Regions from separate parts of the Homo sapiens genome. Here all the other regions are linked to region 3. Evidence: chromatin contacts called from ENCODE Hi-C or POLR2A ChIA-PET data. All regions are on one chromosome and are shown on one strand. Each heading gives the region's core, a stretch centred on a gene start or an enhancer-like site at or near the end of the contact. The rest is flanking DNA. Distances are from core to core; before and after follow the strand shown. Region 1 holds the start of DNAJA1 (DnaJ heat shock protein family (Hsp40) member A1). Region 2 holds the start of SMU1 (SMU1 DNA replication regulator and spliceosomal factor). Region 3 holds the start of UBAP1 (ubiquitin associated protein 1).

Region 1 (2,887 bases), core at 1-2,500, 1.2 Mb after region 3:
ACCCCCAAAACATCGTAGTAAGTTGTTTCTTTCACCATCTTCTACTGCCTGAAATAAGAAAATGCAACTTTAACCGGCTTTCAACTGGTAGCTTTTAATAAAAAAGAGAGCTAAGGCCGAGCAATCTCTTTGCAAAATCCGATTATAAGAACACCACCTTCCCTAAATTTCACCAAAAAGGTAACAATTCCTGCGATAATTCAGCTATAAACTCGAACAGACAAAACAAATAATCATTATCGGGAAATAATCTGAGAGCCGCCTTCTAGCAGCTGGTTCCAATTTTCCTACACCAAAGCTTCCATACTAATATAACACAACTATTATCTGGATTCTTCCCGTTTGCCCTAGAGGCGGTGACAGTTGTAACCAAAAGAAGCACTGATATGTTCAGTCTACCGGTCATTACACTATCACTGTCTTTGGCAAATCTGATAAACTCCATATACTCTCCAGAAAAAGACGTCTGGGCACACAGTGGTGGGGGGGAGTGGTTTATAGAACAGGTTACTGGCTCCACACAGCAAGCCCTCCACCGCCCACGGCTTACAGCTTCTCCAGCCGAATCCCTCTCGCCCCTCAGGCTGGCAGAGTTTACCTGCCAGGTTTCCCCTTGCACTTGGCGCTGACCGATTTCCTTCCTTTCTCCCTCCCACCCTGGACCCAAGTGGCGGTGGGGAAAGCCCAGCCCTCAACAAACAAAGGGAGGGGAAACAGAGAAAGCGAAACCAAAAGCCGCAGTCTCCGCCCGGCTCCCCCCGCAGCCCCTCGCCCCTGCCTCCCTGTGCGCGTGCGCAGGGTCGCCAACCCCACTCCCCCCCCCCACCCCGAGCGAGCACGGACGGGGAGGGGGGCCGCGGGGGCGCGCACGGAGGGGCAGCCGAAGACAGTAGCTCCTTGGAGATCCCAGGCTGGGGAAGGAGGGAGGTCTAGGAAAGGTCTCGGGCCCATTCACTGTGCGTGCCGGGGATGGGTTGCCAGGGCACCACACCAGCCCTCCAAAAGGGAAATCGTGGGCCCAGGAACTGACAGCGGTCCTACCCACGCGGCCAACTGCCTCCCGACCGCGGCTCCATCGGTTTCCCGGCGCCAATGGCGCCAGCCAGGGGACTAGGGGCAGCGCGAGGGCTCAAACTCACCGGTGCGGGCTGAGGCCGGTGTGTGAGGGAGCGGGAAGGAGCGCCGAGCTGTGCGCAGCCGGGGTAGTTACCGCTCCTCCGCCTCTCACCGAGCGTTCTGGAAAGTTCCGCCCGGCGCGCCGCAGCCGTCCTCTTTTGTAGCCGAACCCGGGCGCGTCACCCGCCGGAAGTCCCGCCCTTCTCGGCCGCTGCCACCGCCCCGCCGTTACCTGGGCAACGGCGCGGGGGCGCACGGGTCGGGAGGAGCTGCGCCGAAAGGCCTTGTGGGTGTTGGTGCTAGCGCGGCTTCCCGGCGCTCGTGGAATCTTCTGGAGCCCTTTTCTCCACTCAGCGAGCCTGAGAGTGCGGAAGTCTCCGGCTGGTGGGGCATGGCCCAGGAGCACTGCAAGTCCTAGGGTTCCCAAACCTGTGGGGTGGCCGCCTGGGCCCGCGAGGGCGGGAAGGGCTCGAGTACAGTGACCCAGCGGGAGCTGTGTGTGAACGGGAAAGCTCTTGGAACAGTCTTGCCCCCCCCCCCCCCCCTCTTACGGGCGCCTCTTCTCTTTTTGGGAACGTGGCGAGCAAAAAATGCTTGAGCCAGGTGGGTCTAGTCCCCAGACCAATAGCATAGGCCTTGGGTCTTGCTGTTTTTCACGCGTGGTCCAAGGCGGCATAATTAATCAAATTGTGAAGTTGTTAAGGCTTTTTGTGCAAGTCCAGGCCCCTAGACACATGTTATCTGCCCTGGACCTCGCTGATTCGTGCAGATTGAGCTCAGTGTGTCTGGGACTGAGCTAAACAGTGAGACGTTTGGACCGTCTTTGATGTACAGAGGGCCGTGGACTCCTCTGGTCAGGTTTTCACCCAGTTTGGCTACAGAGTAGCCGCAAGAGTGTCTGACTAAAACAATTTGTTTAATTATTTGACCTCACTTTTAAATCCTACGGGTCAGGGAACCTGGATGTACAATCTGCAACGTAAGACCTCGGACTTGAAAATGGTACCACGGGGGCTTAATGGGAATTGGGGTCCGCTTCTTTATCCAGGGACACAGCAGGTATGTCAGTATCTAGCACCAAGAAAGATGGAGTTTGCCACGCTCGGTGGCTCACGTGTGTAATCCCAGCACTTTGGGACGCCAGCGTGGGCTGATTGCGTGAGCTCAGAAGTTTGATACCAGCCCAAGCAACATGGTGAAACCCCGTCTCGATTTAAAACAAAAACAGAACTGGAGATGCAGAGTTGAAAAGCCCCAGTTAGACTTTAGTGAGAAGCCAAACAAGTCAACAGACTGCCAGAGAAACCATGAGGTAGAAGTCAGTAGGGGAGAGCCTCCTATATTAACCTGATAGATCAGAGAGAATTTCTTTGGGAAAGTGGCAATTGAGCTGAGTTTTGAAAATGGGAGGAGAGCAGTGGACAAAGCACAGGGGAAGGCTATACTAAGGTGTGGAAGAATATGATGTTTTTAGGAAATTGCAACTAATTGGATATAGCCATAGCTAAGGGAGCTAGAATAGCCGGAGGTGAGGCTTCAAAGCTAGTTAGGGCATGCCTTTGTCTGTTGGTATATATGCTACGCTAAGAATTTTGAACTTTATCCTTGGAAGCATCCTCATGCTGCCTCTTCAGCCTTTTCTCTTTCATTAATTTTAACTGTGCATTCCAGTCACAGAACTATCCGCAGTTTCCCATATACGCCTTTTCACCTTTGTATGCTTTTGCATTGGCTGACAGACACCTGATTTTTTTCAATCTTAGGTGTTGCC
Region 2 (2,700 bases), core at 72-2,571, 1.1 Mb after region 3:
GGTTTTGAATGTATTAATATCCCATCAGGTATTGCATATTCAGCCTCATCTTAAATCTAATCAACTAATTACATCAAACGAAAGCAACATTGGCTGGGCGCAGTGACTCACGCCTGTAATCCCAGCACTTTGGGAGACCGAGGCGGGCGGATCACGAGGTCAGGAGTTCGAGAACAGCCTGACCAACATAGTGAAATCCCATCTCTACTAAAAATACAAAAAATTAGCCTGGCGTGATGGCAAGAAACCTGTAATCCCAGCTACTCCGGAGGCTGAGGCAAGAGAATCTCCTGAACCCGGGAGGCAGAGTTTGCAGTGAGCCGAGATCGCGCCATTGTGCTCTTCAGCCCGGGCGACAGTGCGAGATTCCGTCTCAAAAAAAAAGCAATCTTTCCAAACCAGTGCTCTTTCTTTTCTTTCTTTTCTTTTCTTTCTTTTCTTCTTTCTTTTCTTTGCTTTTCTTACTACAATCTTATCACCACTACTTTTCTTTTCTTCTTTTGAGACGGAATTTTGCTCTCCTTGCCCAGGCTGGAGTGCAATGGTGTGATCTCGGCTCACCGCATCCACCTCCAGAGGTGAAACGATTCTCCTGCCACAGACTCCCGAGTAGCTGAGATTACAGGCGCCCCCGCCACCACGCCCGGCTAATTTTTTGTATTTTTAGTAGAGACGGGGCTTCACCATGTTGCCCAGGCTGGTCTCGAACTCGCGCGCTGGGAGTACAGGCGCGAGCCACCGCGCTCCGCCCCAGCGCTTTTCTTTTTCAGTACATTTGTGAGCTGTATGGCGCCCGGTGCTTTTTTTCTTTTTCTTTTCTATCTTTCTTTTTTTTTTTTTTTTTTTTTTGAGACGGAGTTGCGCTCTTGTTTTCCATGCTGGGGTGCAATGGCGCGATCTCGGCTCACCGCAACCTCCGCCTCCTGGGTTCAAGCGATTCTCCTGCCTCAGGCTCCCGAGTAGGGATTACAGGCATGCGCCACTACGCCCGGCTAATTTTGTATTTTTAGTAGAGACGGGGGTTTCTCCATGTTGGTCAGGCTGGTCTCGAACTCACGACCTCAGGTGATCGCCCGCCTCGGCCTTCCAAAGTGTTGGGATTACAAGCGTGAGCCACCGCACCCGGCTCCGGCCTGCTTTTAAACAGTCTTCCTCCTGATGCGTATTTCTCTGGGGCAGGGGCATAAACTCCGCCCTCTGACAGCCCCTGAGGGCTCCGCCCCTACGCGAACCTCGCCCCTACTCTTCGTTCACTCTATCTCCAGAGCGGGAGCCAGACGCCGACCCAAGCGGAAGTGACGTTAGGTGTCCGCCGGAGGTGTCGTTGGTGTGTTGCGCGACTGGCCTTGAGGGAGAGCTGGGGCCTGCTCCCGGAGAGATACGGCTATGTCGATCGAAATCGAATCTTCGGAGTGAGTCCTGCGGTGGGGATGTTCGCGCCTTGCCGGGGGCCTGGAGGTTAAGGGTGTGGGGCGGAGGGTACTCGGGAGAAGGCATCCGAGAGGCCAGGGAGTGGAGGGCCATTTCCTTGCCCCCAAAGAAGCATCTTGGATCTCGCTACCTCGGAGGTGGGCCCACAGGAAAGTAGCAGCTCTCAGACGTGAAGCCCAAAACCTCGAGGGAGGTGGCACGGGTGGGGAAAACACACCTTGCAGACCTAAGTTCTGTCCTTGGCCGACTGCTGGCGCGCTGTGATTGACCAAATTAAGGATCCACTCTGGACTCCAGTCTAATTATCTGCGCAAGGGGATAGGTCTCTTTAAGCCTTGCTTCTCTCCCTGTCCAGCTTATGCAATGTGATTCGTTGTCTCTGCTTATACGGCCCCTTTGCTTTTCTCTGCCTAGCGTTTATCACTCAGTATTGTCACTGTTTGATAACCTCACCCCAAACTAGCCTTTGTCGGTGCCTAGGAGCTCCTTTTCCTTGTGGTCTCAGTGTCTAGCATACCTTAGAGGAAGAGTTAATTGCTTTTGGAATGAATGAACAACTAGCTTTTGGAATGAATGAACAACTATCAGGCCCGATCTGGCACGGAATTTTGGGTTGTCTGGGGAGAGACAGACTGGAGACTGGGCTAGAAAGAAAAATTTTCAAGGAATAGGGGATGAGAATTAGTGACTAAAGAAGACCTTAGTGTGCTTTTCCAGAACTCCATCCTCCACCTGTCCTTGCCAACACTTAATAATAATTAAATTAACAGACATAAAAATTGTGTCTGAGTGTAAGGGAGGGAGAGGACCTTTTTTGGAGACTTTTCATAGGAGGAAGGGAGGTTTATGCATTCAGCAAATACTGAAATGATGTTAACCTACTTGTCCAAGGTCACATAACTTTGATTCAAATCCCAGACTATCTTCAAAGCTTCTAGCTCTTTATGTATTCATTTCTGTTTGAAGGTAGGGAATTTGATTTTGGCTATGTCAAATGTGAGCTGTTTGAGGAGAGAGATGACTTATTTTGGGAGTGTAAAATGGAAGTCAACGGACATGTGCTAAGGAAGATAGTATCATAGCAGAATAACAGGGGTCTAAGTCTGGATACCTGCATACCTCATAAAGGGGCCATGAGAGAAAAAGACTACTGCAGGTAGCAGCAATCAGTTCCCTTTTTTTTTTTTGAGACGGAGTCTCACTCTGTCACCCAGGCTGGAATGCAGTGGCGCGATCTCCGCTCACTGCAAGCACCGCCTCCCACGTTCA
Region 3 (2,792 bases), core at 224-2,723:
TTTTTTTTGAGTCGGAGTCTCGCTCTGTTGCCCAGGCTGGAGTGCAATGCAGCGATCTAGGCTCACTGCTACCTCCGCCTCCCAGGTTCAAGCCATTCTCCTGCCTCGGCCACCCGAGTAGCTGGGATTACAGGCGCCTGCCACCACGCCCGGCTGGCTTTTTAGTAGAGAAAGGGTTTCAACATGTTGGTCAGGCTGGTCTTGAACTCTTGACCTCGTGATCCGCCCGCCTCGGCCTCCCAAAGTGCTGGGATTTCAGACGTGAGCCACAGCGCCCGGCCAATACGGAAACTTTTAGTTTAGGTTGGGACATTAACTAGAAAGAACTATATATCACTAAAGACTAAGTATCTTGTTTTTCCCACCATCAAATCTGACAAAATTAAAAAGGAAAACATCCATCATATCTATTCAAATTCTCAAATGCTAATAACTGAAGAGACAAAGCACTAACGAGTAAAGTTAGAACAGAATATACGTAATACTTAACTAAATTACCAAATCTGGTTTCGCAACACTGCATGGTGACTAAAAGTAACAATTTTTTTTTCAGTTTAACATAAAACGTATTTTTATGCCCAACCATACTTTTAAGACGCTAGTCTGGAAACAATTACATTTGGCAACAAAGGTCAAAGATCACTGATATAGCTCAAATAAATGAACCTGACGTTCCACAAGAAAGACTGGGGCGGTTCCTGAGGCCCAGGTGGACTGTATAGGTAAGCCTCCACCCAAGAAACAAAAAAGGCGGATAAACATACCTGGAGAAGACCAGACAAGGCCAAAGATATCCCCAAAGATCACTCACCTCTGGTCTAGTCTCCACCTTTTCTCCCCAATCTCATTGCCTCAGGGAGAACTAAATCTACACCGCACGTCCCCAGCTCACCCTCAACTCCCCACCACTCACCTTCTTTACTAAAATCTGGGTCCCCCTCCCTGACATCCTCTAGTTCCCACCGAGTTCTCAGTCCAGCCCGATAGATGTCTACTATGCCTGTCTTCCAGTAGGGTATTAGTCTCCTTAATCCGAACTCATTTTTCCGCATCCCACTTCCCCTCCGCCCCTTCAACTCCGGTCCCCTCACTCCGACCCTTCTCCCAGAATCCTCCCCGAATCGCGGATCTCCGGCCACTTTTCCCTCCCACCTCCTAGCTCCGGCGCCCTTCACCTCGCTCGGCCCCCCATCCCGTTTCCCAGTCTCCCAGTACCAGCCCCCCTCCCCCAACTCCGCCCCTCTTCCCCCTCCCCCAGAGGGAGGCCCCCCTCACCTGAATGCCGCTGCTGCCGCCGTCTCAGAAGCCGAAAGGTGCTGGCACCGGCCGGCCTCCCAGGCTCGGTCCCCGCTGAGCTCCCGACAGCCCCTAGGGAGAGCGAACGCCACCACCTCCAACTCTGCCCGCTCCGGGCCAGGCCGTCACCGTAGCCACCGCCAGTGCCGCAGCCGCCATGTTGAAGTCCTACTTCCCTCCTCCTTCCCCTCACCGCCCCACTCATTTGGGCGTCTGACGTCATGGCGCCGCGCTCCACACGCCCGGACCAATGGGAGGAGCCGACGGTGACATAACTAATCTCTCTTCTAGCGAGGAGCTACTCCGGCAACATGGAGCATTGCAATTGGAATGAGTAAACCCTGCTGACCTAAGGGGGAAGGAGGAAAGGAGGGGGTCACTAAGAGTGTAAGACTTGGGTTTGGCGAGGCGGCCAAAGCGGGAAACCCAAGAGCCTTGAATCGCGAAGGTATGCCCAAAGAGTTAGCAGCGAGTCCTATTTGGGAATTAAGACATCTAGCTTCTGTTCAGGGTCAGCGACCTGGTACAACTCATACCCTTTCTGGACCTCACTTTTCCCATGTATAGAGGACTAAGTTGAAAGGTGACTTCTAGGCCGGGCGCAGTGGCTCACGCCTGTAACTCCAGCACTTTGAGAGGCCGAGGCAGGAGGGTCGCTTGAGCCCGGGAGGTCGAGGCTGCGGTAGCCGTGATCGCGCCACTGCACTCCAGGTGGGCAACGGAACGCGACTCTGTATCAAAAGAAAAAAAAACAAAGGTGACCTCTAAGTCTTCCTTCAATTCTGACATTCTATGGGTTTAAACCAGGTAATCCTATCCCAAGCCTTCACTGCCTTCTGTGGGGGTTTTTGTTGTTGTTGTTGTTTCTGTTTGGGGTGTTTTTTGTTTTTTTGAGACAGGGTCTCGCTCTGTCGCCTAGGCTGGAGTGCAGTGGCGCGATGTTGGCGCACTGCAACCCTGCAACCTCCACCTGTCGGGCTCAAGTGATCCTCCCACCTCAGCCTTCTGAGTAGCTTGGACTATAGCCACATGCCAACACGCCCGGATAATTTTTATTATTTTATATATATATATGGAGAGACGGGGTCTCACCATGTTGCCCAGGCTGGTGGTAAACTTCTGGGCTCAAGCCTCAGTCTCCCAAATTGCTGGGATTGTAGGCGTGAGCCATGGCGCTGGCCTTCTGTGTCTTTCTATGTCTGCTGGAATTAGGAGACAGAGAATTATTAATTGAATAAGATGACTCTTGAGCCCAGGAGTTCAAGACCAATTTAAGCAACATGAGACCCCCGTCTCTACAAAAAGTTTGGTAAAAATTAGGTGAGCCTGGGCAACATAGTGAGACCTTGTCTCTACAAAAACTCAAATTATCTGGGCGTGGTGGCATGTGCCTGTGGTCCTAACTATTCAGGAGGCTGAGATAGGAGGATCACTTGAGCCTGAGAGGTCGAGGCTACAGTGAGCCAGGATTGTGCTGGTGTACTCCAAACATGGGT

What was found. A loop is a pair of places that touch in the nucleus more often than their neighbours do. ChIA-PET counts read pairs that join two places held with the same protein, here RNA polymerase II (POLR2A). Pooled maps may share reads with other maps.
Region 1: a loop to region 3 is called in a map of CD8-positive, alpha-beta T cell, with 12 times the contacts of the local background. The contact joins the promoter of DNAJA1 here to the promoter of UBAP1 in region 3. A Hi-C loop is called at or near these places in 1 of 168 maps with a recorded cell type or tissue (CD8-positive, alpha-beta T cell) and 3 of 50 pooled maps. POLR2A ChIA-PET finds 5 or more read pairs at or near these places in 5 of 52 experiments (GM10248, HEK293, IMR-90 and 2 more).
Region 2: a loop to region 3 is called in a pooled map, with 4 times the contacts of the local background. The contact joins the promoter of SMU1 here to the promoter of UBAP1 in region 3. A Hi-C loop is called at or near these places in 1 of 50 pooled maps. POLR2A ChIA-PET finds 5 or more read pairs at or near these places in 2 of 52 experiments (HepG2 and WTC11).

Annotation. Positions count from the first base shown.
Region 1 is chr9:33,023,636-33,026,522 of GRCh38, reverse strand. DNAJA1 (DnaJ heat shock protein family (Hsp40) member A1) reads right to left here and starts at 1,250. Exons shown (of 9, transcript NM_001539.4): 1 at 1,140-1,250; 2 at 1-48. The coding sequence starts at 38. It also overlaps a transcript of APTX not described here. RefSeq lists enhancers at 600-669, 626-1,220, 1,198-1,492, 1,815-2,410 and silencers at 770-909, 1,190-1,339.
Region 2 is chr9:33,075,295-33,077,994 of GRCh38, reverse strand. It overlaps SMU1 (SMU1 DNA replication regulator and spliceosomal factor), which reads left to right and starts at 1,321. Exons shown (of 12, transcript NM_018225.3): 1 at 1,321-1,412. The coding sequence starts at 1,387. RefSeq lists enhancers at 940-1,139, 1,310-1,459.
Region 3 is chr9:34,177,724-34,180,515 of GRCh38, reverse strand. It overlaps UBAP1 (ubiquitin associated protein 1), which reads right to left and starts at 1,473. Exons shown (of 7, transcript NM_016525.5): 1 at 1,276-1,473. RefSeq lists enhancers at 1-508, 509-1,465, 1,231-1,660, 1,466-2,424.